Linked DNA regions of Mus musculus: region 2 is linked to region 1. The links are chromatin loops, found by intact Hi-C in ENCODE. Cell type or tissue: left cerebral cortex. All regions are shown on one strand. Each heading gives the region's core, and the rest is flanking DNA. Links, peaks and the distances in the headings are about the cores only.

What was found. A loop is a pair of places that touch in the nucleus more often than their neighbours do. Peaks named below come from ENCODE experiments on the same cell type or tissue, not always from the same donor. Only the 100,000 strongest peaks of a DNase experiment are listed, where the experiment ranks them.
Region 2: a loop joins it to region 1, with 12 times the contacts of the local background. A loop is called at or near these places in 2 of 42 quality-filtered maps.

What each region holds. Positions count from the first base shown.
Region 1 is chr2:125,299,137-125,314,630 of GRCm38, forward strand. It overlaps Fbn1 (fibrillin 1), which reads right to left. Exons shown (of 66, transcript NM_007993.2): 58 at 15,458-15,494; 59 at 13,703-13,828; 60 at 13,364-13,486; 61 at 10,621-10,737; 62 at 10,245-10,373; 63 at 9,334-9,453; 64 at 7,134-7,365; 65 at 3,950-4,124; 66 at 1,458-2,839. The coding sequence ends at 2,450. Among named protein-coding and RNA genes, the nearest start is that of Dut, 59 kb to the left of the region's middle. In left cerebral cortex, for the core only: a CTCF peak has its summit at 4,836 (motif pointing left); DNase peaks (open chromatin) are centred at 4,789, 5,803 and 6,733.
Region 2 is chr2:125,474,256-125,489,749 of GRCm38, forward strand. It overlaps Fbn1 (fibrillin 1), which reads right to left. Exons shown (of 66, transcript NM_007993.2): 3 at 4,935-5,017; 4 at 3,242-3,340. Among named protein-coding and RNA genes, the nearest start is that of Fbn1, 24 kb to the right of the region's middle. In left cerebral cortex, for the core only: no CTCF peak of the experiment used is centred there; DNase peaks (open chromatin) are centred at 6,009 and 7,054.

The DNA of each region.
Region 1 (15,494 bases), core at 4,571-7,070:
AATGGGCTGTGGGGGAGATGGGGTATTTTCAAGCTTCTGCATGGTTTAAAGCGCAAACTCTTTGACTATCACAAGTAAAATGGAAAGGTATAGGACAATTGAAAGGTGCAGGTCGAAAGCCCGGGAGAGGAAGGGGTTTCACAAGAGAATATTTACAGTGGAACAATGAGGCAAACGTTGTGTTACCGTCAGAAACATGGAAAATATGCTGTTCAACACTGCTGGCTCTGGGATAAATAAAATCCAGATTTAGACTATTAGAAATATCAAAGTGGTCTATCATGTGCCAACTCCATTTTCTTCTGTTGTTTGTCATAAAGACAGTCTATTATTGAATGAACTATAGCTCTGGTTATATTATCAAAGGCGGTTTCCTTATGAAATCCACAGTTTGCCAGATGTGGTCAATCCTTCCCTAGCACTTCCATCACTAGGTGAGAGGTGCAGCATTGAAGGAGACTCTGGGGTGTATTTCAACCTCCAGCTTAAGACACCAATTCCTCGCATCCTTGCCTCATCTCTGCTGAGCAACAACTGTGGCCAACATTCTTCTGGCTGGCAAAACCAGAGATTAAAAAACAAACCCAGAAATCAAAACCCAGACAAACCAACCAACAAACAAAAACAAGAGACTCTTTAGGGTATCCACAGGCATTAAATGGATACCGGTGCCCTGTCTAACCTAGCTGAACTCAGCAGACTGCAAGGAAGCCCATCCTCACCATAGGTAGCCTTCTCATTAAGGAGGTATGTGTTAAACTGAGCCTTACAGCACTTGACACTAGTTGTGTCTTCTGGGAAAGCATCGCTCATAGCCTACTCCACTGGCTCTAGCATACAGCTCCCATGGCTTTGAGAGGACTTTCCCATGTCTTGGAAAATTCCACTCTCGACCTCCCTTCATGTAACAAAATTAATTCATCTTATTTTCACTACCACAGTTTTGCTGGCCTGGGGGAGTTGTTTTTTTTTTTTTTTTTTTTTTTTTCTTCTATTAACTAAATGAGCTTAACAGTTAAATATTGAATGTTGCATTTAAAATAAACCACCATTTTTCAAGTTAGGACATTTGAAAACCAAGAGATGCAACATTCAGTTGGATTCAATTCAATCAGCTCTCTGTAATTAGTCTAGCACTGACCAACAACAGATGTTCAGGGGAAAGGATGGAACACCTTGCCAATGCTGTGTACGTGAGGGGAAGGAGCATGAAGTTCAGCTCGAAGAGAATGACTGGATTTTATATCTGGGAGTTCTTAAATCTGGGAGTTTAAAAGCCCCAGGACTAACTAGGTCACATTTTAGAAATGATGCTGTAATCTAAGTGTTTTCCTAGGAAAGTCAGATAACAAACATCAGCAATCGGTACCACCGTGAAGGGACTAACTGAAGATGTGATTTCTTCTCCTGGTGCTTACATCACACATACACAGAAGCCACAGATAACAAAGCAGGGATACTTTAAACCCAGGAGACTTTATTTCACCTCCAGAAAGGCCCCTCCAGCCTTAATCCACACAAGAACATAAAACCAAGGTGTAAACTAAAATGGGGAGGGAGGGGAGGATCACTTTATTGTGACATCATGACATTAACCCCTTGTTGACAGGAATGACTGAGAGTGATTTTGGCGTATTGCACATGCTGTGTGATGGAGGATGCGGTGGTGATCCTCTGGTGGCTGAGGCTGCTTCCTTGTCCTCCCCAACCTCAGTGCACAAGTGGGCCAGTCTCAGAGAATCCACTACCATTTGGTGTAGATGTTTAACAAGTCTTTGGTCTTAATAAGCACCATTACAAACCCTCACATTAAGGGCTTTATTATTGTAGTTTATAAATGTTTCAATGATAAAAATAGCACGTTACAGTGTACACACACTTAATTTACATGTACTGCACCATACTCATAAGTGAGATAAGCTACTGAACTAACTTTGGTTGATTGAAATGAAGTATTTGAACTGAGTACTTGGCAATTTGGTTCCTAACTCGTGTCTTTATTACAGTGCATCAATAAATCTATTTTGAGAATTTACTAGCACCAAACAGACAACAGAAACCTACTGCTTGCACTCGGAGAAGCAAAGTTTCAAGATCTGAAGACCAACGCGGAACAGTCCATCAGATGGAAGCGCGTTCCTGTGCGGAGGCTGGGAAGATAGCCCATCGGCGTGAATGGCCAACCTCAGCGGATATTCATGTCCCAGTTTTCAGGAATCAATACGCATGACAGGGTAGCTGAGCTACTCACGAGAAGCCTGAGAAAGTGGTTGGTTGAACTAGGATCATCACTGTACCTGGGTGTTGCCATTCAAGAGTGGTGCTCATTTATACAGATCGACTCGGTGAACAATTGTACCATGATGTGAAGGTTCTGGCTTGGGGAAAATATAATTCTACCTGCCTAAGGTTGCTTTTTCATTTAATTATTTGGTCTCTGGATGGTGAATTAATGCAGCAAGATCTGAATTTTCATCTTCAGGTTATCGCCCAGTTCACCACTGAGGTAGTCTTTGTCATATCTGTCTTCTAACTGGTTAAGTTCTTTCTTTTTATAAAGTGGGGTGCTGCTGATTTGTAAGGAGTAGGTCCCAGCCACCGGCTTCTTCTTCGTGAAGTGGAGGTAGCTGACCCCTTCTTTCTGGTTGATTTTAAAGAAGCCATCTTCATTTCCAGATTCAATCAAGTATCTGTTGTGGTTCATCAGAGTTGTGAGGGCCGGCAGGAGCTCTAGGATTCGGACCTTGTTATTGACATGGGAAATATTGAAAGCAAAGCTAGCCGGCTTCTCCACATCCCAGCTGGCGAGGCTCACGTTGGCTTCCATCTCAGACCCGTCCTAGAAAGACACATGGAAATGGGTTAAATCCCACTAAGTATTCTCATGCTAAAGAAAAAGCCACTCAAGTCTCAAGCCAAACACAGTTTTCTGCTCATGCAGTATGTTAAACTGAAAAGGCAAAGCTAGTAGGCACTTTGCCTAAGCCACAGATGTATTCTCAAAAATATAAATAGATGGCAGGAAGCCAGGTTGTACTGGAGCAGAGTCTCTCAGTAGGTCTCAAAGTGTGGTCCCTGAACCAGCAGCCTGGCATGCCTGGAAACCATTAGACATGCAAATTCCTGTCACCTCCCAGACCCCTGGGATTAGAATTCCTGGGGCTTTTCCCAGCACACCATTCTAACAAGCCTACCAGGTGACTCAGACGCAGTGATTTTTTTTTTTAAAGCTTGCTTCATAGGTTTGTTTTCTTTTCAAAGACTTATCTCCTTTCCCAAACCACAGCAGGTGGGTTGTAGGACGAATACTCAGACTCAGAACACGGCTAATTCAAGTTTGTTCACTGACGGGAAACCAACTCTTCTAAAGGACACACCTATGGACACACATCCCTGCTGTGATGAGCTGCTAACATCTCACTGAGCTTTCTGCTTGCCTCTTTGGGACCACGTGGACTAGATGCTCCCAGCCTGGAGCCAGAGATCTGGGTGAATGAATGCATTCCTGACTTTACATAGCATCCTATGTTCCTGTCAGTCAAGTCCTTCTCCCGCCACCACGCCTTATGGCTCTTTCCTTTCTACACCTTGGCCTCCGCGTGGGGAACACCACATGTGCATGCCATTCTGCCCACTTGCTATCCTTGACTTCAGACCTTGTCCTGTCTGCAGACACCGGGTAGGCGTTTGACTTTCTTCTTGGTGAGACGGAGGAAATGAGCAAGAGCATGAAACCTGTCAAACTGCCGCTCTCAAGAGGCAGCCAAAATAAATAAATACAATAAAACAAACCCCAAACCCCATGGCCTCTTGTAAAATACTGCTAAAGCCAGGAGAATGACTGGGCTTTCTGTCTGGGGAGACTGTTCACTCTTGGAGGTGTCCTTGGAGGAAAGCATAGAAGCCTCAGGGCCCTTAGGTATCTGCAGACAAGGAGACCCTGATATACCTGGATGTCGGAGGCATCCGTTTCGTTCGTGCTTCTCCGTTTCCGGCCTCGTTTTGGGTAGCCGTTGATCTTACACTCATAGCAGGCCTCTGGGGACAGTGAGTTGTCGTCCATCTCGCTGCTGGCAGGTGGCTCTGGGCCGCCTCGGCCCATGCCCATTCCAGAAACACAATGCCTACCACAGAAAGGAGCACAAGGCAGCTTCGGTCAGATCCAGCAGCTCTGATGTTCAGCCTCCCTACTGATAACAGACTGCCCACTGGACAGTCATCTGCTTCTAACAGTCACACCAGTGCCCAGGTATTTAGCTTCTGATACCCAGTGCCCTGAGTACAGTTCTTTCTCTCAACATACCACTTTGCATACTTCTTTGTCCCTTCATCTCCCAGCCAAACATCTGCAGTGCTCATGCAGGGAGGGGACAGACATACTGAAAACTGAAGACCAAAGATGAGTGAGATCATGTGACTTAGTAGGTCCTCTTTTTTATGAATCTTTTTTATGAATCTCTTTTATGAACCTGGGAGTACGGAAGGTCCCCCACCAGCTGTCCCTCTAGGAGTCAGCAGTGAGTGGGCAGGTGGCCCATATCTGGGACCTCTTTCTTGGACAACATATTTCTTCCTCTGCTGTGGCCTTGATTTTTATGTTTTAATTTTTAAGATCTGCATATAGGATGTCAGCTAGCATTATGGCATAGTTGGGCACAGTATGTTTTGGTGACTTTCTTTCTGTGTCTTCCACCCTCCTGCTGCCACCTCTGTTCCCGCCACCCCTCCACCCCAGTCTTCTCTTTTTTATATCCTGATGTTGTTTTTTATGTTCTGTGTCCATAGCCTAACCATTGCCTTCTCCATCACTTCTGCCCCCTGCTGGCTCAAGTGTGGAGTGCTCTTCCTCAGGTCCTTAAGGCTCACTTCACTCCAATGCTGCCATCATCCCTCCCTAATCCCTGTTCTCAGCAATCACTTCGATTTGACAGTTTACTCTGGCTGATGATACTGAGGTAGGAAGGGAAGTCCACGCAGTGTCTGTGGGTTGATATGGGTCCATGCTGTGAAGATGTACAACACATTCTTATAGACAGCATGGGTCAGAGGAGAGCTTGCCCAACTGTGGGAAACAGTTTAACTTCAAGTCGTTTCAAACCACTAAGGCCACTGGAGTTGACTCATCTGAAGGCAGATAAACAAACCCAAGCCCTAGAGAGACCTAATCCTTGTTCCTTTGCTTTGCAGTTGTCGGAGCCAAGCTATGGAATGAGCCCCACACAGTATCTGATTTGTTTTTGTTAGACTTCCTTTCTAAACGTGTTGGGAACCTAGAGATTATCCTAAAACAGCTCTTATTTTGCGGGGGGGGGGGGGGGGGTGCACCCAAGTGACATCACAGGGAGGCCAAAGCTGTTATAAAAGGGTGGATTTCTACCACAAAATGTGCACCAAACTTATGATAGTTGACTTTTAAGGGTGGATTTCTACCACAAAATGTGCACCAAACTTATGATAGTTGACTTTTCTATGAGAGTTGACTTGTCTGCCACAGCTCCTTCCTATATTTGTCCATAGGATTCAAAATACAACACCAAGGAACCGCCTATCTCTTGTGTCTTGCTGTACTTCAGAGCTTGTTTCTAGTTCCTGGGGTCTTCTAAGTGCACACATTTGTGTCCCTCTTCACCTAGCAGCATGGAACATGAATGAACAAGGAAATGATGGGGGACGGGAAATGCTGTACGATGGCTCCAGGAAATAAGCCCAAATCTGCAGGCTTGGCTCCCTTCTCAGAACTCTTCTCCAGTATTTTCTTGTCCCAGGAGCACCATTTATAAGAAATGTGGCTACAAAATCCCACTGGCATGAAGCCAGTTTGGAGTGTCACATTTTTTTTTTTTTCTGGGAAAAATGGTTCTGGCATTAAACTGTAAAAAAAAATACTGAGTCAGTTGAGAGCCAGACAGACATCTGGGAATTTGGGCCCTACCGCTGGCATTCCAAGAGCTTCCCACATAGAATTCTTCTACCTTGAAGTTTATACAGACTGGAATAAGTGTCTGAAAGCCAGTGTGTCATAGACTTCAGGACCTCTGAGTTCATATTTGGGATAAGTGTGTATGTGATTGTGTGTGTGTGTGTATGATGGGTAGGGGCAGAGAAAAACAGAGAGACAAAGAAAGACAGATAGAGTTCTAATTAAGAGAGACTTCTAATTAATTAATATTCATGAACTAGGTTGAGCGTGGTGATGCATGCCTATAACCCTAGCACCTGAGAGGCAGAGGCAGGCAGATCTCTGTAAATTCAAGGCCAGTCTGGTCTACAAAGTGAATCCAGGACAGCCAGGGCTCTGTTACACAGAGAAACCCTGTCTCAAAAACAAAATCAAGAACAAAGTTTCATAAATTAGATATACACTCAAGTCATTAGGGAAGAACTTGGCTTTAAAAACTTATTAAAATTTTAAGCCATTGATAAAAACAGTGTTCCTTTTCTGCCTCAACTCTCATAAACATATTCATATTCACATCATTCATAAAATTTTCTACTTGGAAAATACAGCTGATTATTCTAACTCACATTTAGTGTGCTTTTTAAAAATTATTTCTAATGTAAATTCAAGAGCAAAGGACAAAAGATGCCTTAAAAACGGTAAGAAACACCCAGCAAGTTATCCATAACCTGATGGGAGCCAGGAAAGAAAGCATCCTAAGTGGAGAGAGCCCAGCCTGCTCCATGGGAGCCATCAGCTGTGTAGAGTACACCCAGCTCTGCGTGGGCTGATCCTGAGGAGGATTCTTGGAGAAACCAATTAGCTCTCAGCAAGATGTGAAGGATATGAGACAGAAGCTGTTCAGTGAGATATGAACCATGTGGCTGCACTATGTTGTTGGGTGTTCTAGGAGTTTCTAGAAATCTGGATACGCCTTTACAGATGCTCCTTTCAAATGGTTTCAAAGCTAACTGGAATGAACCTGAGGATTATAGAAAGCGCAGTTCTCTAGTAGGGTATATATATATATATATATATATATACATATATATATATATATATATATATATATATGCCTGCCTCTGCCTCCCAAGTGGTGCTGGGATTATACATATGCATACACATACACATATACGTGTGTGTGTGTAATATATTTACAGAGTCATTAACTGAGGGCAGGAAGAATAATACTTACCCTTGGCCTATCCGGAAGTATCCTGGTGGACAGCCACACAGGTAGCCACCCTCAGTATTAGAGCAACCGTAACTGCAGGGGGCCTGGGATGAGCCACACTCATTGATGTCTTGGCAGCCTCCACTGAACTGTTCGTACTGGAAGCCGGTGGGACACATGCACTTGTAACTCCCCAGGGTGTTGTGGCAGGAGGCTCCTCCACAGACATGTGCACTCAGGCACTCGTTTTCATCTGCAGAGAAAACAAGACAACGTTACATGTATGATACTTGCCATAGAATTCTAAGGAGGAATTTAGGTCATGTTCCTCATGACTGACAAGCTGGCCTATAGGTATGTAAGTAGGCTCTCAGAAAAGAAAGCAGGCAGGGTGGCCAGTTTGGAGAGTACAGGAGAGAGGCAGGGAAGGCAGGTAGCCTCTTTCCATGCTGACTAAATATTGTACAAGAGTTTAGATGCTCCCAGCAAAATACCCAGGATGGCACTAAGAGGAGCCTCAGACTCCAGTTCTCACTAAAAGCCAGTGCTAGTATGTTTTGCTCCATAGGAGTCAGAACCACAGTTATAGTTTGGAGTTCAGAGGGGGTTGGAAGAGACTGGACAGTTATCAGTATGCTTGGGTCACAAGTGCCCTCAGGATGGATATCCCCAAAGCAGAGACCCACAACCCCAGAGGCTCCTCTTGGGCTTGAATGTGCAGGTCTAAGGATGGTTGCTATCCTACAGGGGAGTCCACCCCATTTATCTGCCCCAATTATACTTCCTTTTCAAAACCTCTGCAAGGGCCTGCAGGTGCCCAGTCTTAGGCTAAGTCATACCTCCTGGTATGTCTGTTTTCTCTCTGAATGCCTATCCAAACCAGCTGTGGCTCCAGTGTCTGAGCCATGACTAAAGCCTATGTGGCTGGGAGAGATTCCATGCACTCATTTCAGGCAGTAACATGGGGCAGGGTTTGCACTCATTTAAACAAACCTTCCTACTGTCCTGTGAGCATTAGGAGGCTTCTCCAAGCTTGTGAGATGAGCAGCAGCTGCCTCTATGCACCGAACTGATTCACCAGCCCACCAATACTTACTTACATTGGTGTATATTCGTTGTTCACAGTGATGAGTCTAAGTAAGACGTTGTCACCCAAGTGTGCTGTGTACTTTGACCATATTTCCCCTCCTGTACGCTCCTCTTCTCTGCCTCCATTCCCTTTCTTTCCCCAGACAATCTCCCTTCTATGTTCATGCCATGCATTTGCAGTTAGTAAATAGGTGGGGAAAGTGGAAGGCCTAGGAGTTTTGCTGATAAATTCAAATACTTTGTGTCATTTGTGTGTGTGTGTGTAGTGTTATTTGTGGATATAAATCCTTCTCTCTTTCCCTCCCCTTCCATCCAGCCATTAGCCTGGCTTTGTCTATTTGAAGATTCTCTAAATCCAAAGACCTCAAGTCTGCATTCAAGGTCCCTTAGGTTACAGGGATCCTAAACTAGAAAAATCAAAGATACAATCAATCAATGTCTACATTCTTTTCTCTATTTTAAATAAGGAATGAAGTACGTTATAGATACCATTTTTGATTATGGTAGGGCCAAATGGGTCCCAATCCAGCTGAAAGTTGAAATCTGCTATTTGCTTCTAGAAAGGAATGGTGTTAATGGCCCCTGACCTCTAACTCAACCACCAGGAAAGTGAACCTTCGACAAGCTAAGAGTGGGCACACAGGTGAGGCTGGTCCAAGAGATCGGCTCTGTATAGCACCACACTGGCGGAACCGTTTCAGTCCATGACAGTGCTCACTCTAGATAACTTTATTTCTTGAGCCTTCTGAGCCCTGTTTGGGATTGGGGGCAACAGGAACCCCGAACCTTAATTGCCTTATTCTGACCTGGCCACGATCCTCCTGAAACCAAAGTAAATCTTCAAGGAACTTGATATCATAGAGCGATCCCCAGTGTGCGCTGATGACAAACAGTGCAGCAGAAGAGGAAGATATAATGGCGTCAAGGAGTCTAAGGGCATCTCATCCCCATTACGTCCAAAAGTCACTTACTCTATCACATGCTGTTAGATTATCACTTCCCTTTGGTTTCAAGTGGGAGAGAGAAACTTTCAGGGGGCTGTTGTTGGCTCAGTAACTTTACATCAGAAGGAAGTTCAGGCTCTGCGAGGGGCCAGCAACCAGGCTGCTTTTAAGGACGAGGAGCTACTTGCCTACACACTGGTTCCATTGGTAGTGCTGGAGGTAGCCCTGGGGGCAGCTACACCTATAGCCTCCGATGATGTTCTGGCAGCCATGTTGACAGCGGTGGTTACCCTCACACTCGTCCACATCTGTAAAAGAAGCAGAGGCTCCTGTGAGTCCCACAGCAGCTGCCTCTCAGGCTCTCTGAAGCCTCAACCTGTGACGCTCAAAGGCGATTCTAGAAGTAAACCCTTCTCCTAAAAATGTATCCTATCAAAACATCAAGAATATCTACACCAATATCCAGAGATTTCCCAGAAAGTCTACAGATAAAAATGTCGTAAGTCACAGAATGCTGTGGAATAACTCTGGAAACTATCTGTGTTTATTGGTACTGGAATTAGAAACTGAGGACTATCAATAAGGACGTAAAAATCTTAAGAATTAAAATTTGAACATGAATTATACGTTTGTGGAAGAATTATTCCCTGCATGTACTGTCCATGTTGGGGGAATCTAAGGGCTCTGGCCCCAAATGTCAGACATTGAGGCTGAGTTACTCCTACTAAGTTAAATTGTTAACCTAAACAAAACAATCTTCATCTACGTAGAAGAGGTGTGAGTTGTTGGTACAGCAAGTACATTTCTGAGACATGGGGCCCATGCAAACAGCCTGGACGTTAGTTGAATGGTTTCCTTGCTTAGAGATGTTTTCGTCTCCTTCATTCTTGCCTCTTTGTTTGCCTAATTATTATTTACATTTGGCTGACCTCCAACTTGTGGCAATCCTCCTGCCTCTGCCTCTCAAGTGCTCAGATTACAGATGTAGGCCAGCACACCCAGAAAAGATATTAGTTCCTGTAACTCACAGAAGTTGACAGCCACATACGCTATCTCTACAAGGAGCTTCTAGCTGGATCCAGCTGAGGGCTATACCTACCTTCACAGCTGGCACCACTCTGATCGAGTGAGAACCCCCGTTGGCATTCACAGGTGAAGCTTCCTGGAGTGTTCTGGCAAACACCCTTGGACCCACACAGGTTGATATCAGACGTGCACTCATTGTTATCTGGGAGAAGCAGTGGGAGAAAAGAGGAGAGTGATGCACCCCCAACGCTTGAAAGGAAGGGAGAAGGTTGACCCAGAGAAGTCCAAAATAGGGTCAATAACTTCCTATCGTGTGTGCACGGTCCAACACGTGCACCCCCATACGCTGAACATGGTGTAGTGTTATCCGGCAGCAGAGGGGTTAGAAAAGAGTCTCTAACCAGAACCGGAACATCTATGTCCCATACACGGCTTTCCTTCCTACTTACCAATGCAGGCAGTGTGATGCTGGGTAAACCCAGGAGGGCATTTGCATGTGAAGCCACCGATGGTGTTAACACACAGGAACTGACAGTTATGCTGCTTGGTTGCACACTCGTCAAGATCTGTAAGAAAGTGCAAGATGGAGTTCAAGTTGCTGAACAGGCCTGGGTAGGAAGCTTCACCGGGCCAGCCCAGAAGTCACAGCAAGGCGCTGGCAAGAAGGCAGGTGGTGGGCTGAGAAAGAAGGAGGAAGTGGCTCTGCGGGACCCAAGGCCTAGCAGTTCCTCTTAGCTAAAGAAATGTAGGGATTTGTCAACGAATCGATTTGAAAGATATTCTAAATGTTTAAACGAATTGTAAAACGAAGTAAAAACTCATTCTGAAATTCTCCCTAGCACTGAAAGATCTAAGTGAAGATATCAAAAGAGATGTCAAGTCTGAAAATCTCCTTGTTCCCTTAATTCAGTTGATCTAAACCTGTGGGGTGAGAACCCTTTCACAGAGGTCACCTAAACACAGATGAAAACACAGATGTTTACATTATGATTCTTAACAGTAACAAAACTGCAGTTATGAAGTGGCACCAAAATAATGTTATGGTTGGGGGTCACCCAACATGAGGAACCGTATTACAGGAAGGCTGAGGAAGGCTAGGTAAAGGGAAAAGAAGACCGAGAACCACCGCCTTCATTCTTTTCTGTTGCATCTAGAACAAACTTAAGTGAGGCCATCAGTTGGACTTCTTTGGTTAGTAGTTTCTCTTTGAATGAAATAAAATTGAACAACTCAGAAAGACAAAAATCAATCAATCAATCTACCTAGTTGATTTTGATGAACCAAACAAAAACAAAAACAAAAACAACCCCCCCCCCAAAATCCTTTCCTATACTATAGACCCAAAGTTATTTTTCATCTCAGCACAGTCTCCCACCTTAACAGAGTCTGTATTCGCAGCCTTAGCTTCCGGACTCACTTTTAATAAAGACATATTAAGAGCTACCAAGTAAGTTGGACTTGAAGGATGGTGTCTAAACGCCTGGAAATTCAAGAGTGCTTTATCACAGACTCAGCCCCTGCACAGAGGCACAAGTGGTGTGAGATTTGCTAGTGGCAGCCTCTGCTCCCCAGAGGCCTTCCTGCCTGGGAGGTCACCTGTCCTAACCAGAGAGGATGTCCCTGTGCTCATCCTCAGATGGAGACCTTCTTGAGCTCTCTACTGCTGAGAGGCCAACTTCTCTCCCCTGCGGCTGGTGGGAAAACAGTGCTGTGGTCCTTCAGAGTTGTCCAGTCCACTAATAGGAACCTTTCAGCCGCAACTGGCTGTTCTCAGCCTCAAGAACATCTTCTCCTATCTCCTTCCACCCATTTCCTTTGATATTATAATCAAATAACATACCCAAATTGTACAAATTAATGGGAGTGGGTTTCACTGCGTTATAGCCATAATTGCATGACTCTTACCATGATCTCTTCTCTTCTCTGCCCACACCCTTTCTCCAGTGGGGGGGAAGGTACTGGTCCCACACCCCTCCCAGAGCCTCTCTTCTACCTGTTTTCGTCTCAGAGTGAGCGGGACATGTATGTGAACATTTCCACATGTCAGGCATAGACAAACTTGGACTTCATGAGAGTAAGCAGAGAGAGGGCATGTGAAGTAAAGACTCTGAGTCTAACAGCCTGGTCACCGTCTTCATCAGCGTAGATGATGCTACTTGCAAGCAATCCTAGGTCAGGAAAGGGTCACTAGGCCTTCACCTGAAACTCCAGTCATTCTCACCTATGCCTCCTCCTGCTCAAGTTGCATGTTGATTCCAGAGTGACAGAGAGTGGGCAGGGTTCACTGAGGTGGGCGGTGATTACAGATGTGTATCTTTGGGGAAGCCATTGCCTACGCTGAGGTGAGCATCTGCAGTGGCCCACTGCCACAGATTACAAAAATGTAAATTTGTTTCCTTACAAATTGCACACAGAAGAGATGTTTCCCCTGAACATGTTTCTTTGCTTACATGAGTTACCTCTTGCCAAGTCCTTACACTTGCCAGAGTTCACAGGGATCCCAGGTGAAGCTCACTTTTTAAGCTCATGGGCAGATGTTGGTATCAGGGACTTCTTCCCCAGCTACAGGATGATCTAGGACCTAGGGCCAGGTCGGCATAGAAGAACCTCTGACGGTCTTATCTAGTAAGATGTTTAAGGCTGAATCTATACTGAGCAGATTTGACAAAAGCTAGTTTCTAGTCGAGGAGAGAGTTCTGCCCAGTTTGAATGTTTCTCGATTCCACAACTCCTTCTGTTAAGTTCTTAGAGGGCATGGTGGCTTTATTTTGCAAACCCAAAATATAGATAGATAGATAGATAGATAGATAGATAGATAGACTAGTTTAATTAATCAGACACGCCTCTAAGATCATGGTATGAAGACCTCCTAGACCACACTGTTGTTGAAGAGAGAGTGAATAAATGAAGAAATGGAATTGGGGAATTAACTGGGAATTAGCCTCAGCAGAGCCTTGGAGAGTTGGTACCAATGAGCCCTTCATGGGTGTTATCCATGGATGCCCATGGGGTATCAAGCAAGGATGGTTGCTACTACTAGCCTTAAGTGGCCTCCCCGGGCTCAGGGTTATCCTCAGGGACCCACCCTCTGCACAGGCAGGAAGCCCAGGGAGCAGGTCTTGCAGTTTGTCTCCTGATTATTCCCAGGCATAACCAGAGGCAGGTGAGTGGATTAAGCCAATGACCCCCTACCTTTGCAGCTCCTTCCATCCTCTTGCAGAATGTAGCCCTTCGGGCAGGAACACTGGTAACTCCCTTCTGTGTTTTTGCATATAAAATTGCAGGGTTTGGGAGCCTGGTTGCATTCATTCAGATCTGTGATTAAAGAAAGATAGTATAGACGTCCATTTGTAAGACTTTCTGAATGTTCCATATCTATACCTACAAACTCTGTGAAGTATTTGATGATTGCCTCATACTTTTTTTTAAAATTGAAAGTAGAGATGCATTTTAGATTTTTAGTGTGGGGTTTTCTCTCCCATAACCTGAAATTTCTACTCAGGAATAAAGCATTAGAAACGAAGTACCTACCTACACAGGCGGTCCCTGTTATATCCGGAGTGTAGCCAGTTTTACAGATGCAGTGATAGGACCCTCTGTCGTTGACACACTCCCCATTTCGGCAAACATCATGAATAACCTTGCACTCATCAATATCTAGGATAGATATAAATCACAATAATAAGTACATTAAAACATACAATGGGCAACATTGATACACAGGGGTCACTTGAGTGTAAAATTTTATATACCGTGTTACTGTATTAAGGACCAAAGTATTAAACCAAAAGGAGACAGAAAGGATTTCATATGCAATTGGTTACTCATTGAACAGCTAGTGAATGACTGTATGAGGTGATAATGAGAAGCTGTTCAAACAAAGGGAAAGCCTTAAAATAATTGGTCATTTAAAACTGTGTTATTTTTCTCTTCTGGATTTCTAGAATAACATCATAAGGAGACATGTTAGGTCCTCTGCTCCATCTTGTCATCATTCTTGCCACCTATGGGCATCACATGAGCAAGTCTTAGCAGAGAACCCTCTGGACAAGGAAAGTCTAGGTTTTTTCTCTCTGATGTTGCATGTTCAAAATAAGAAGGAAACTTCTTTAACATTTTCTTTGTCCTACTTGAAGTTAATTCTGAAAAATATCAAATTACTTAACAAAGGGTGGAAGAATGCAGTCAACTTCCCTCTTCTGTATGGGAATTAACCAGGCCTCTTGGGTAAATGATGGGACTAACTTTATGCAGTTTGCTAGACAGAGACACCTGTATTTGTGTCTCTATTACAGACAGAAAGGCTTGAAGACTGTACACTGGTGGCAGTAAGGCTGGACACCAACACAAGCAATTTGTACAAGTTATTAAACCTTCACTGCCAAAATGATCGTCTAATATCAGCAGATGGGTGTGCCTGACCTTCTGCAGTTTACTCTGAGGTACAGGTAAGCACCTTTTCACTGGTCTCAGGAAATGAGTCCTCTATCATCTCATCTCAGCATCCTCCCAGAGGACGGATCTTTCCTGTCCACCGCCTCCATTTACCCACAGCCTTTATTCTGTCATTAGTCACATTTTCCCAACAGGAAGACAACTCTCTTCTAATTCTCCTTTATGTTTTTGCTTCTAGCCTCCTCCAGTCCCCTCCCACCCCACCCCCAGGAGCACAATGGAACACCAACAGGACCCTCTTCCTCAGCCCTTCTATGAACTACACCCCAACTGTGTTGATAAAAGTGAAATCCCATGAGGCTCACAGGTCTTCACAGCTGCCTCAGACATCTCTGTTGACCCTCACTCACATCTAGATGTCTAGCGGAAAGCAGCTGGTGCAATGCACTTCAGACACGATTGTGTAAATTCCTAGCACACCAGCAGTCTTTGTACTTCTTTGATGCAATATATCATGGCTAACATTGAGTTAAAATGAATATCAGTGGAGTGGAAGTAGATGGTTGTTATTTATTTCACAGCTCATAAACTATCTTCCAGCAGATTTCTGCCAGACCCTTGCCAGGCAGAGGCAAGGACCCAAGCACAAGAAACGTAATCATCCGGACCAAGGACTGTTGGCAAATGGCCTTGAATGTTTACAGCACTGTAAGGAAGGATGTCCGTCCATCTCAGTCAGACAGCGCAAGCCTATATTGTCAGTTCCACATTTCCATCATTTTCCGTAGTGAAACACACACATTCCTTGCAACTACTTTTGTCCAATAATGGAAAACTCATAATGAAGAACGAGCTCGCACCTTTTGTCAACAACAGAACAAAGTGAAGTACCTGCTCCGTTGGTCATGAATCCTCGGCCGTGGGGACA
Region 2 (15,494 bases), core at 4,602-7,101, 180 kb after region 1:
TTCCTTCCCTTTCTTCCTCTCTCTGTCCCTCCCTCCCTCCCTCTCTTCCCTCCTCCCTCCCTTCCTCCCTTCCTTCCTTCCTTTTTAAAAAATTTTATGAGTATTATGCCTGTATCACAGAAGCCAAAAGATGGTGCCAGAGCCCATGGATCAAGAATTACAGGTGGTTGTGAGTTACTGTTATAGATGCTGAAAACTGAACTTGGGTCCTCTGCAAGAAGAACAAATGTTCTTAACTGCTATACCATCTCTCCAGCCCCCTGAAACAGTTCTTTATCCTAGTATTGCAAGCTAATATGAATTTGCAAATGTATGTGTACATACATATTTAAGGAGGGTTGTAAACTCATTTAATAAACATGGTAGGACTTTATAAGAAGTAGGATTGCTCAGGATCCAACCCTGGACTCAGAAACTTAAATAGGGTCCTAACCAGAACTGGAATTAAAATCCAGAAGGAAAACAAACAAAGAAAAACCCCAGCTCTCGTTTTGTCTAATATTTCTTCAACTTGTGAGCCTAAGTGGCCAGTGGCCAGAGTCCTGCTAGGTCTAAGGGAAGCTGAATCCTTCTGGTCCCATGAGAATCGCCGGCTGGGGATTAAAACTTGTGGAGAGATGTCTTCCCGTTTAGGATTCATGGGCCATTCAAGTCAAACACCACCTGCAAGAACAGCTTCCTTCCAGCCTTTCCTCCATCAGACCAGAACAATAAGAGGTCAGAGATCCACAACCCTTCATCCCCCATCACATAATAATTAGAGTTTCTTTTTCCATAGGACGGAGTAGTAAAAATGATGGAAATCAGACCTGCCCAACCTGAAGCCTGCAGGCTGCAAGTGCCCCAGGGTTGCTGTAGATGACAGTGTTCTGTCACAAGACCAAAAGGTTAGATACCCTGGGAACTGGGCCCTTTTAGAAGAACAGGTATTTGAATGACAATATCTCATTGATGGATGTTATCCCATTAGCATTAGCAGGAGAGTTATCAAATGATCCATATGCACAGACAACTTTTACAGGATGACCACGCCTCTCTAACACAACACAACTAATCCATAAACATCATTTCCAAAAACCAGAAAGGGATTTTGGCTATCTTCAGCTACACTTAATTTTTTTAAATATTGCCAACTTTAATTTTTTTTCATGCTCTTAAGACAATGTTAATTCTAAGAGAGTTCAAGCCAATAATTTTTAAGACTCCATATACCTCAAAGATCTTGAGGAAGTAGTAGTCTTTCTACACACTATTCTGATCTACACTTGGCTCTGGGGCTTTGCCCAAAGTCCAGGCACCCAGACAGATCCAAACTTTCTAGGAAGCACCACCCATAACACCCAGACTCAAATCTCTAGCTTACATCTGGCCTAGGGCCTTACTGATATACTTCTTCCAACCTCATGACTAGCTTGAAGCATACCAGGACCATCTCTAGCCTTGTTAAAATCCTGTCCACATCCCATGGTTTTTCCTCACAGACATCTTCAGCACTCACATTGTCACTGGATTAACTTTCTATCTGGACACTCAGCTGTGACTTTCTTCCCTTAAGGTGACCATTAGATAAGAGAGGCCAGTCTAAGAGGATGGTTTTATCCCCGTTTTGATAACTTTGCTCTTTCCCATACTGAGGCTGTCTCTCCTCAGTGGCAGTCTGGGGTCTTTGGGGTACACATAGAGATGCCCTGCATGTTCCTGAAATGGCCAGTTGACTTGGTTGTCTCTTTCTGTTCCTCCAGTTTGGGTGCCTTTGATGGGTAGAGTCAGCTCACGCACACACACACACACACACACACACACACACACACACACGTAAAACCAGGCTAAAATCAAGTACGAGTATGCCATGCTCAGTGTGTGGAGTTAAGATTCCTAGGTCACGGGGGAATTTTTATCCTGATCTACAACCAGCTTTATTTAGTATTAGGCCAGCTCTACTTGGGTTCCACAGAAGCAGACTCTGAGACAATTTCAGCAAAGGTAGTTTGCTTGGGAGTGATTCCAGGAAGCGAACTATGGGCTGAGGCTGGGTTCTGGTCAGGAATTTTAGGAAGTAGTGCAGAACAAATCTCAGAGCTATCCAAACTCTAGCCCAGAAGCCCCAGAGCTGCTCCATCTGTCACCAATGGAAAGTTGCTTCTGTGTCCACTGAGCTGGCCACACCCCTCACTTCCTCTACTCTGGATCATCCCTGGACAGAAAAATGTTGACCAAGCTTTCAAGCCGACTTCATGTGCTCCCCTATGAACGCCAAGGGACATGAGTGGACACTAAGAAGATCTGCTGTACCAGACAATTCACTGGAGCCAGCCACTGGGCTCATAACAGCCACAACTCAATGTGAGGCCTCTCAGCAGACAGGGAATCTTGACACACTGCAGTCTCTCCTGGCACCAGACAAAAAAAGAACACACTTGCACCACACCAGTGACTCTGAAAATCCCATCCAACATAGAATAGCAGTAAGGGTGTGCACTTTCTCCTCCAGAAACTAGAAGGGAAATAGGAATACACATTTGTTTTGCCTTGGCAACAGTTGAAATTTTGAGGACTGTTTATACACACATGAACTTTAACTTTTTAAACAACTAAGAAAGGACTAGCCTCCCGGTCCCCACATGTCCCCCTTTTCAATACTTTGGATACCACACTTAAAGATAAAAGAAACAGTAAAACCAGAAGGGTGGCTCTCTAGCATGAACTGTGGATGTTTGTGTGGCCAGACAGAATAAACAGCATGCTTATATCATGTCTGTATGTCTGTATGTCCATATGTCACTGAGTCTCGTGGTTTCCTTGTAGAAAGGCAAATGTCTTGAGTTTCAAATAAGTTTGTCATTGAATCAGTTTTATTTTTCGGTAGCACAAAAAAAGGGGGGGATTCATTTTCTGGAACCAAAAAACCGTTCATTCTATGACCATTTCTGTGAACACTTTTCTCCAGTGCTTCTATTAAAGATACAGAGATGAACGGGGGCTGTGTGACATTGAAGGTGATAATCTTTATGCTCTTCCTAGTAACTATACCCCATAGGCAATTTTCATATAAAGAGTAAAGAAGTGGGAGGCTAGATCCAGGAATGCCTGTCCAAGAATTCCAGGCAAAGTGAAAAAGGCAGATGTTCTAGTCAGAGGGAAATGTATTGCAGGCAAAGAAAAAAACCTAACAGCAAATTTAGGGGAAAATAGGGCATAACCACATAAAATAATATTGTCTATAATGACATGTTAGACTCACTGGATCTGGAGCCACAGGAAGGAGATATCTGACCAGACGGGCAAGTGCACATATTTGGCCTCGAGCAGAATCCATCCCCACAGGAATGCCGGCAAATGGCTGCAAATCAAATCAGAAGTCTGTCAGCATAGAGTTCCTCAGCACACAACTAGGCATAGGGTCCAAGGCTCAGATGAGGGCCCAGGGCCCACTGCCCCTCCTGTATTCATGTACAAAGCAAGTCTACCAGAGTAAAGAAACTAGTTTGAAATCAGTAACTCCCTTATTGATATTGGTATTTCTTTCCCTTTCTCTTATTCAACAGAACCCATTCGCTCAGTGTCCCTGGACAGGCTATGAAGAGAAAACCAAATAAATAAAAATCTCATGAGAACTCTGTTCTTATATTAATTTATAATTTAATAATGGAAATCTTATAACCGTATTCTTGGCATATGATTTTATTATAAACATTTAATTGTCGGTCCGCTCCAAATTATACTGGCAGCCTGAGGGGAGAATCCGGAATCCACCACTGTGAATTGATTCTACAAGTCAAGGAGACACTCACACTACCAGTGTCACCCAGAGCCAAGTGTTCTGCTAGTGTCCTCTAGAGCAAATTAAATGGCAGACAAGCTGTAGTTCTCAGCAAACTAAGACTCGCTCACTACTTGTTAGACTCTGTGGTCCTTTACCCAAACTCCTTGAGAGCCTGTAAGAGGCAAACATGATGAAAAGGGCTAAAATAATAAACAGGGTAAATACACAACTGAAACATGGTAAATGGTTTCATAGATATGACAAACTGTTCCCAGATGAGAGATCATAGAATCACAGCAACATTTATTTTGATGCCTAGTGAAAATTTTCCAGAGAATTCCAAAGAACTAGGAGGAAAGGACTCTACTGCCAAGCTCCTTTACAAAACCCTGAATCCCACCATCCCTACCCCACTAGTAAATTTTTTTCTTTATTCTTGGTGTGTGGACATGCATGTGATTAAACAAGATCTCTCTGTATAGTCCTGGCTGGCATGGACAGACGAGGCTATCCTCAAACTCACAGAGATCCAACCTTCTCTGCCTCCCAAGTGCTAGGATTAAAGTGCATAACACCTTGCCTGGGTTTTTATAGAGACATGGTCTCACTAAGTAGCCCAAGCTGACCTCAAGCTCTTGATCCTCCTGCCTCAGCTCCTGGAGTTCTGAGATGGTGGTGTGTACTGACATAGCCAGTCGTGACTTTGACCATTAAAATAAGTCACTGCCTTTGCTCTTTGTCCAAGAGTTAGACCTGCCCTTTCCCTCAAGTTTAATGTAGGTGGTTTGAGGAGGCCCAGGCACATTACAGCCAAACAGGGAGAAATTAAAACGAGGAAGTGAGCAATGAGAAGCCCTTGTTCAAAATCCCATTAGCATGATTACAGTCGTCTATGCAGCCAGGAGCAGCACGTGCAAACAGCACACAACTGTAATCAAAGAGTCCCCATGGCTCCATTCTGTAGATTTAGAAATGTTCTAAAGGAAATCCCTGATTAAAGAAGGGCAGTGCTTTGGAAAGTTATTGTGTTCCCCAAATGGGATTCAGAAAAAATAGGAAACTCTTATCTCCAGAAGGCTGAGCTGTAAACACATTCATAGTATTCAGTAGCAAGTATGCAACGAAAGCCACGATAGCATTTGAGTGAGTGACAGGTTATCCATTTACTTACGAACAATACACTGATTTCCACCAGGTAAGGTTTTCCATCCAGGACAACAGTATGCATTATAACGTGATCCACAGACATTGGGTCTGAAACAAAACACAGAATTCCATACTTTGAAAAATAAGAAATAAGCAAATATGAGAGAGAGAGAGAGAGAGAGAGAGAGAGAGAGAGAGAGAGAGAGAGAGAGAACCCTCTAAGTGATCAAGCAAACCCCAGCAGACAGAGAACACTAAAATATAGAAGCCTGATCAAGTTGGGTAGTTTAGGACATTTGGAACATTGAACATATTGGCATGGTAGGAACCCCTTAACACCAACATGTACACAGTACACCAGGAAATGAAAACTGGGAGATGCCAAAAAGATACCTGCCATTTCAAATGCTCGGGTGCCAAAATCCATGGAGCGATGTGTACAGGTCTAAATTAAGCCAACTTCTTACCAACCCAGATCAGAAAGGTCACATTGAAATCTGTTACAAAGTTTTCAATGTCTACTCTCAGAAATGACGTTTTCCCCCTCTCTGGCCCAGATCACCTCCCAACTATTACCACATTCTTCCTTCACAAAAATTACAGGAATTCAAACTCTACCATCAGTCTGAAAAAAAATAAGGGCCAAACATGTAAATATTTCTTTAGCAAAAGCTTGGAAACAGTCAATACCAGAAATCCCTAGAAAAATAAAAGCAGTGTCACTTTGGCGTTACTGTTTACAGACAACTTGTCACATGTCTTGGGGTAAAGACTCCGTTCAGAATCCAGAAAGTGGGTCTTTAAGAGTTCCTGGGGAGAGCTGGGTGAAGGTGTGGCTATACCTGTATCTGAAAGGCAAGGCGGAACACCAACAGAAAAGCACTCAGCTCTTCAGCGTGCGTGTCCTGAAGCCTAAACATTGATGCTAGTTGCCAACAAGAGCTAATCAGAAGGTTTGTGTTCTGAGTGCTCACATCTAAACTCCTGACCCGAGGCTCAGAGAACATCACGAGAGAGGGGGGTGGAAAGAATGTGAGAGCCAGAAAATGGGGAGCAGAGCTGTGAACTGCTGTCTTCTGGACATAGCATGGCTGTTACACTCATGAGCACACTGCAGCTATGGTTACCCACACAAGATCAAGCCAGCCAAAATTCCAGAATGGATGGGGGAGGGATGGTGAGACTATCCATCCCTAGCTCCGGAACTTTGGGCAGTTGATGACTGAGGAGGAGGAAGTCCCAGCCCCTCACCCATGCCCACATGGGCAGCAGTAATTGGACTCAGTAAGTTATTAGCTAAAAAGGAAGAAAAGGCAACTAATGAAGTCGGGGCAGAGACATTTTGGGGGAAGTTTGGGAGGAGCTGGAGGGAAGTAGCAGTGGGCATAATATGAAAGTCTCAAAGATTAAAAAGTATTATTTTTTAAAAGGTCACATGTTTTACAGTCAATTTTTATAAAACAGAAGACATTCCAAAGCTTTCTAGTATAAATACCACAGTCCCTCAAGAATAAATCAACTGCACAGCTAACATGTATTTCTGAGCTGGATACATCCTACGTCTACATGCAAAGGCCGCCTGCTTGTACGCTGTCCCTCTCTCTTCTCCCTCTTGCAGGCAGGGACTCAGGTAAAATCTGTTCCTGTCCTTCACCTTGCTTATAGTTCCAGAAGTTCTGGAACAATCTACAGCGTACAATGCACCCTCAATGTTAGGGTCAGGGGAGAGAATTGGGCTGGCAGCAGCCTTGAACTTCATACTCAGCAGCAGGAAAACTGAGGGTCTAGAGCCAGGTTTCCTCGGCCTCTTTGGACTTCATTGATTTCAGCTTGCATTGTGATAATACGATGTTTGCCTTCTCTACAGTCGGTGAGAGAGAATGTGGCCATGCAAGCATGTGTGCTTGTGTGTGTGTCTGTGCGTGTGTGTGTGTGTGTGTGTGTGTGTGTGTGTGTGTGCATTCATATCCATACAATAATGGACATTCATGCTTTGCTTGTAAGAAGGAGAACGGGAGAACCAAAGAGCAGCAGCATCCAGATGGAGTCATCTCACCTACTCATTTTCTGCAGGAAGAGACAAAAGTGTACTAAAAATATATCTGAGACGTGGCTCAGCAATTGAGCACTTTCTGCTCTTCCAGAGGACTTGGGCTCCGTTCCCATCACCAACCTGACTCACAACCATCTGTAGTTCCAATCCTGGGATGGAGGAGACTGTCACATACCCTCCTCTGGCTTCCACGAGAATCAGCCAACCCACTCATACAATTAAAGCTTGGGGGGGGGGAATAATTTAACTGCACAGATCTTGTCATTTTATCCCTCATGTGACAAAGTCTCATCCAAAACTTCAGAATGCAGAACATCCTGGGCAAGCAAAAGCTTGGACACAGATGTATAGAAAAATAGAATATAGGGGTATAGGGAGGAGGGTGCTCAAACCTAAAGTCTATCGGTTTTCAATAACAAGCCAGCCAAAGTCAATAGCTCCAATCCTTCCCCACCAATGGCCCATTACAACAGCTCCACTGGATCCAGCCCAGCCCCCACACCAAATCCTAGGAATGCCTCACAAGGCCCCTGAGCCTTTGCAGGGTGCCCAGTAAAAGCCAGAACTCTGTGACATAAATGAATGCACGTATGGAGTGGCATTGCATATAACAAGGTGAAACGGCCTATGGAAAAAGTCCAGAGTCCGTTGTTTCTATCCTCCAAAGCAAGATACGCAAAAGGTTCTTCCCAAGGTATTGAAAAGTTATAATACTATGAACATTATTGTTTTTCTATTTATAGAATCATTCCATTACCAAAAGCATAGAAGGCTGAAGAATTTATCACAGTTACAAAACAGGAAGTTAGTGTTCTAAGTGTCTGCAGTGTAAAAGTCACAGCACAGAGCTGGGGAGAGGCTGAGAGGGTAAGAGAGCTTTCGATGCCCATGGATGAAGAGCGCAAATTTACATAAAAAATGGATATAACCGCACGTGCCCCATGACTCCAGCACTGTGGCACACACAGACAGGAGATCTAGAGGGCTTGCCAGTCACCAACATAGTTCTCCATTCAGTGAGAGATCCTGTCTCAAAAGATCAACAGTGAATGTGACACTTGATGTACCCCTCTGGCCATCACACACAGGCTCACAGATAAATACACCACAGACAAGTTAGTGTAATAAATAATCAGATAATAATGGCACAGTCAGCATGAATTTAGAAACAAGTTGGAAAAAAGGGGGTTGGAAATCAATAAGACAACTGATTCAAGAACTACGGGTGCTAAGAATATTACATAGAATTTCAAAACAACCGACAAATAAAAGTTATGCTCTTGGGGGCTAGCCTGGTTTAATATTAAGTTCCAGATCAGCCAGGGCTACACAGTGAGACCCCGCCCTCCACCAAATAAAAACCAAACCACCCCACTAAAGAAATGAAGCAGAAGGAGACAAGGTATTCATCTCTCAATGGGCTAAACACATATTTCCTAGGAAACAGACGGCTATTGAGTGGGGACATAGTGGCATGGGTGTAGCAGATGCCACTACAGACACAAGCATGCGAACTGAAAACAGACTGTGCGTCAGGCCAGCAGTGGGGAGATGGTTTGCTTCGCCGCCACTTTCTGCCCTTACAACCCTGCTCATACTTTCACAGGTAAACACTTGGCTCATAACCTGGTCCTCACCTTTAACCCAAGGCATCAGTATTAAAGTGTGAATGCTTTCACCTAGCAACAGAATGCTCTGCTTGAATAGAAGGAAACAGACAACCCTGTTCCTTTCTCCACACTCCCCGGAGCACCGAGCACCGCACCACTTTACCATGCCTCCTTTAAGATCTGCAGAATGGAGTGTGATTGGCTTAATTCACATTTTTGACTTTTATTTTACACTTTTATCTTTTGCGGGGAGGGGGGGGTGTTTGAGATAGTCTTTCTTTGTGTAGCCCTGGCCATCCTGTAGACTATTGTAGACTAGGATGGCCTTAAACTCAGAGATCCACCTGCCTCTGACTCCTAACTGCTGTATTTGAAGGTATGCACCACCACCGCCCAGCCATTAATTTTATCTTTTATAATAAATAACATACTTTGAAATTTTCAGTTGTTTCAACCCACACCATCCGATGGTAGTTCTGACTCTCCTTTGTATAGCTCCACAGAAAGTGGTAGAGATTTACAATGTCTTTCCTGAGATTCCAATCTTGAGAATTGTGAGCTAATAGAAATTTCTTAAACAAGCTGAGCAGAATTTGTTCTACTTGCACACACACACACCCCAAAAAAGGCTCTAATCTAGGAACAAATGAATGTCTTGTTTTAGTTGGAAGGCAGTAAGGCGTGAGAGAGTCTAAGGAGACACATGGGGCTGTTTTCATTATAGAGGATATTACTCTAAGGTTTCAGTACAAACAGCATTTACAAAGAAGATAATTCTTTAATTAAGTTACTCCTGTGTAAATGAGAGTATAGCACGCACATGACTTTCTCTTTCTTTTTAATCATCCTCTCTGTTGACGCACTGCTCCTTAAAGGTCATATAGCTAAGTGTTCTGTGGAGATAGCAGCAGCCCTTAGCAAATTAAGACGAATTAAAATTCAGAGGAAACAGAATTTTCCACTAACCGCTAGGATTCCATTCTTATGTTTTATTTTCAGAGCAACTCTTGGAGGTGATTATTGCGGTCATTATCTTTTACTCTGAGGATATTAGGGCCTTAGGAAGGTTAAACCAACTACCAAAGTCCCATAGCTTAGCAATATGTCATGGATGAATCTGAACTCAGGAAATCTGCATCTGAGTCTATCCTCTGAACCAATAAACTTTAGGGCACAGAGGTATTCAGAAAGGAAGATGGTATTTCACTCAATGGCACGTGTGGTGACATAGATAATCAAAATCACAACATGTCTACCAATAGACTAGAGGTAAGGGATAAATTATGTTTTGCCTGCATTCTAACAGTCCATGGAATAAGAGGAGAATGTGCATGGTCTACCTCCCCATTGTGATACTTTTGTTTTTAATAGTTAGGTGGGACTTCATCTGCAACTTCTCCTACCAAACTCCATCACCCTGGGGATAGTGAGCCTTAACAGGCTTGCTGTTGGAGCCAGTTCAGACACAGCACTTGGAGGCTGTGTGGGCTAACTAAAGCCTCTCTCAGTAGAGCAAACAGCTGGGCTCTACCACATCTGACCACATCATTGCAGAAATTGGCCTCTGTGAAAGATGTCTGCAGATGTCTACATTCCTTTAGCCAGAGCCCACTTCTGCAAGCTTGGCCTGTCCAACAGCAAGATAGCCTTTCTGCTTTTTCTCCTAAGTGAAAAGCCTTTTCCAAATAGGGTTGGTGTTATAAAAACAAAGTCAGAGGGCTTTTATTTCATATAAGAGTTTCCCAGTCTACTCAGCAATTAAATACTTTAACTTAAGGTTTGGGCAAATGAGGCTGACCTTGTGCCCCAAGTTACAGGCTTTTTTTTTAACCTCTAAGAGAGAAGTTATAATGGAACCCACCAAGTATAAACACTGAAATCTGAAGAGGAAATCTGAACTGTCATGTAACAAAGAGTACCCAAGGATTCATGTGACATGGCTAAGGACATATCTTAATATCACACCATTCCAGAGTTAGAGCCTTTCCTAGATTGTGGAAAGTAGTAGCAGTACCCAAAGTGGTTCTACCTATAGTCAACTACATAGCATGGTTGCATGTGTTCTTTGACAAACTTCTACTTACCAAGATGAAAAGAAAAAGAAAATTCAATGCACACTTCCTGGTGAAGCACAAAATACATCTCAGCCTGCTTCTCACATCCCAACCTTTGTTATTTTAGCACCTTTATTCTGATCCCCTCAGCGGAAGGCAGAGGTCGAGTCCTCAGTGATGTGAATACCACATGTAAGTGTTCCAGCCCATCTGCCAGTCACAACAATGTGACTAATGGAAGCCGCTTCCGTGACCGCCTCAGGCCTCCGCCAGACACTCTGGATCAGAGACGGATTTCTGGCTTGACTGAGCTGACACTACCCAGGAAATAGACGATCCTGACTCTCTACTTTGAAGGTACAAACCAACCAACCTTTCTAATTTACTTCGAGGACTTTTTCTTGACAAAATCACCAAAAATATTATTCTAAGACAACCTAAATATAATCAGAAATCAGAAAGAATATTTCACACTCTGATTTCCAAAATCTTTGTTCCCTACTTGCTTTCCCTGGCAATGGTCAACTACTGATTTCAGTGTCTTCTCTTCCCAAACTGTGGGCTGATACCTCTTTCTCCTTCCTTCTTTCTCTCCCTTCCATCTCTGCCTCTTGCCTCCTTCTTTTTGACCCCACCCATTTCTTCTCTCCTTAGTGGCCATTTTCAGGACTTTAGAAGACAATGTTTTGTTAGCACCTTGAACTAACACTAACTGAATCCCCAATCACACAGCTCAGCTTGTACAGCCAGCAACTTCAGTACCATATGAGCATCAGATACGGGATCGATTAGCCATCTTACCCCAAATCACAAAGCCACTCAACAAGTAGAACCAGCTCAGTGCTTTCTTCCACCAAAACCCTTCCAGGCTAATCTTGACCAAAACCATGAAAGAATTCTAATTAAGGGGCCATCTATAAAACACCTGATCAACCTCGGCACTACATCAATCATTAAAGACAAGATAAAGTTGAAAATTTCTCCAGGGCCTAAAGTGACCACACTGACTAAATGCAATGTGTAATGTGGTAGGTGTCCTGCAATGGGGGTAAGGGCATGAAAGGATGATTAGGCAAAAGTCAAGGAAAAGGATTGAAAATGGACCTAAATACATTCCAGTACATCAGTACTTGCTCACTGGTTGTAATGACTGGGCCATGACAGGCAAAGAAGCTATTCACAGGGCACACACCCGTGCCCTCCTGGCTCATACAGCTCTGGGAAGCTGAAGACGCAGAAGTGATTCCCTTAACCTGGAAGGCCACTTCAACCAACAGCTAGTTTCAGTTCTTTTAGAACCTATCTCAAATGATAGGCCATCCATAGGTATGTGTATTTCTTGGGGAAAGAAAGAAAGAATTTAAGGCTCAAAAAAAAAATCCCCAAGGTTCATTATAACAGGAAACGATGCTGGGCTGTGAAAAGCAGCTGTCCAGGTGTTTAAGAACCATCTCTGGGCATGGCAGGTCCTGATTCCTTCAAGGCACTAGGCACCTTCTGATTCTGGTTCTCTGGAATAAATATTCCTAAGAGCATGGGGAGTCTGCTCAGATGCCTGGGCCACCTGAGCCTCCCCCAAAGCCTGAGCAACAGACAATTAATTTGCTATCCTATGGGGTGGGGACTACATTCGAGTGGGGATTATTTATCTCTGGGCGTATCAAAGGTGTTGACATCAAGTACACAGACAGAGGAGTTTTAGCCCCAAAATGGGAACTAGTTGGCCCTTGAGAGGTAAGGAAATGTTATTTTAAAAAACAGAAACACGGGCATGTCTCAAAGTTCTATTTCTCAAATCTCTGAGAAGAGTTGACCAGTAGCATCATGAAAACATAAGGAGCTATGTGACAGAGTCTTGTGACCCCTGGGATTCATCCACCGAGCTTGAGGTTGACCATGACAAACTCTTTTATGTCTGCTTTGATGAACGATGCCAAAGCCACATTATACTTCTCCAAAGGATAGATGAAATTGCAGAAGTGATTGAAAACATCAGATAAAGAAAGAGGGTTGGGGAGCCTTGAGGGGATGGGCAGTCCAGGGTGGCATATGGAATTCTCTGTTCCTACCTCCTTGTTATCTCTCACACTAGAACCAGGGGGTTAAGGCAAACCAGGACTCTCACACTTTGCAGAAAATATCAAACTTAGAGTTCTGCCTGGGAAGACGATACTTCCTGAGTGTTCTTATCACTCTGGGGGAGCAACCAATGGGAACAGCTTAGAGGAAGCAGGGGCCAGATTATAGGAGGGCAAGCTTTAGCTCTGAATACTGGCAGCTCCTGCCTGATGAACAGATAGGGCTCCGAAATTTTATTTCTACCTATTGGTATTTGAATAGCTTTTCCAGTGTAATTAGGTGGTGGTTTGGTTCCTAAACTAGAGAAACAGCAGGCTCTCTTCTACTTTATCCACTAAATAGGCTATTGTGGACTGACCTGGGAACCTAACCACAGCGTAAAATGTTTCATGGGAAACAATACATAGCAGAGAATCTGAAGGAAACTTGGCCATGAAAACCCATGGGGTTACAGGCTGTGAAAGAGCAGGGGAAGGTCTCCATGTATGCAGCCATGGGGAAGCATTCATCCATGCCAGGTGGTGACTTTCTAATGCAGCTGCTGGGGGGTCACCCGTGATATGTAAGAAAGACCAATAAACTCACTGGTTCCCCAAGGTGAGCTGCAATGTAATGGGACCTTGCTTTGTCCTTAAAAACCTGAGGAGGAGCAGAAGGAGGAGGAAAAGGAGGAGGGGGAAGAAGAAGAGGAGATGGGGACGGGGCTAGATCTTTACCTACTCCCCAGAGAGGGGATTTTAGCAGTGCAATCGTAAACATTAAGTTTCCTAAAAGCCAGAGGAAGTTAAGTAAAGGCTGATAGTATGAGTGTTACAGCTCTGAGGGGAAAGGTATCCTGGCAGTTGGGAGCCAAGGAATACCACAAAGTCACACAACACAACAAATCTCAAACAAGAGATTTATTGGGAAAGACACAAGAGAGCAGAGGACACATCCACTCAAGAGAAAAGCAGCAAATATCTGAGCAGGAGGCAGGCTTTATATAGGGTTTCTGGAGAGGGGCTGTGCAGAGCTTCCCACTGTGGCCTGGGATTGGTGGGATTCTGTGGCCTGACCTTGGGCTTTTTTCTGTAAGGCAAAGTTTGGCCACCTGAATCTTAAGGAGCTGGAAATGGCCATTAAAGCCATTAGAGTAGTCTGGGGAGGGGCAAGCCTGTCCATTTGCAATTCAAGAGGCTTACAGTTAATGCAATTATTTTATTGAAACTAACACTTGATTCTGCTATGGTCTAAAACTTGACAGATTTTTTTTTACTCTCCCAATTAAAAGTAAAGTTGTAATAATTTACATATACATGTGAAAAAGCAATGAAAGTAGTGCACATTTTAAGGGAATTGATTAAACATATCACACTACAAAATAAAAACAGTAATTAGCAAAATTTGGAGAACATTATAACCTACAGAAGGATTTCCCCCAAAACCCTATCAGGAAAACACATTGCTCTGCTCATTTGCAGAAGATTATAGAAAACCAAATTAAGCACATAACTTTTTTAAAAAGGCTACTCTATGGAGACCTGTCTGAAGTCATCAAATAAAGAGCAAAGGAATCTATGAATAAAATACTCCCAGGTTACAGAGTTCTGGAGCAGAGCTTAGAAAGATGTTTCTATAATAGCCCAAAGAAGATGTGTCCTGCTTTTTACTAATTTGTATAGTTTGGTGCCTTGCTTCTTGTTGTTGTTGCTGTTTGTTTTCTGGGTCTACAAAATAAAACCACCGCTTTTAAGATCGATTATACAAAGTATATTGTGGGTGTATGTGAAGGGAATAGAGCCATGTTTCTGTTATAAACACATTTCCTGTGGCATGAGTACTGGGGCTAGCTCCCATGATAAAAATGTTAGCCATTTCTCAAATAAGAGTTTGAGGGATTTGCAAGAAATGTCTGGTTGGGTAGGAAGGACAATGATTTGAACCCTGCTCTCAGCTGGTTCCAAAATGCACACTGGACATCCACATGAGCACTGAGTTTGGCTTGTTTTTAGAAAAGTAGCTACAGGTGCACCGTTCAGTGACATGGCAACTATCTACCCTTGCTTAGGAGACAATGGGTCACATGAAGTTAGGGTGACCCATTTCATGAGAAATCAGAGTCCCTACCCCTTCCCGGCATCATAGTTCTCCCCTAAAATCCAACATGAAAGCTTTCTCTCACCCAAGTGATACAGCATTTGCCTCCACAGGAGCCAGGGCCAGGGTGTTTCCTGGGAGATTTTCTCAAAAGATGACAGACCTTGGGCCTTCTGGAATAATGTCCATTCTCAAGACTCAGCCTGACAGTGCACCTTGCACTCGCACCTTCTCACCAACCCCTCACCAACACTCAAGGAAGCTCCTGGGTCGCTCCCACTCCCATGTCCTTTCCTAAGAGATGCTGGCTGTTTCAGTGGAGTTCCCCATCTCTGTTCAAATCACCAGTTATACTCAGGCATGAGATAAAATGAGCAGTCCCGAGGCAGAAATGCCAAAATGAGGGTATAAACATTTCCTTCTGGACACTGAGTGGATTTTAAAAACCTCTTCTTTCCAACTATAGTGAAAAAGTTGCCAAAGCTTTGTAGTGTCCTTGCATGAAATCCCTCCTCTTAAATAATAATAAACTAGCGATGGTGGAACACACCTGTAATCCCAGCAGTCAAGAGACAGAGACAGCAGTTTGAGCACAACCTGGGCTATATGGTGCACCCAGATGACTCAGATCGCCCAGAACTACATGTTAAAATGCTTTCACAAAATTAATTAATTTTAAAAGAAAATAAAATATTGTTTCCACTTTGACAGCC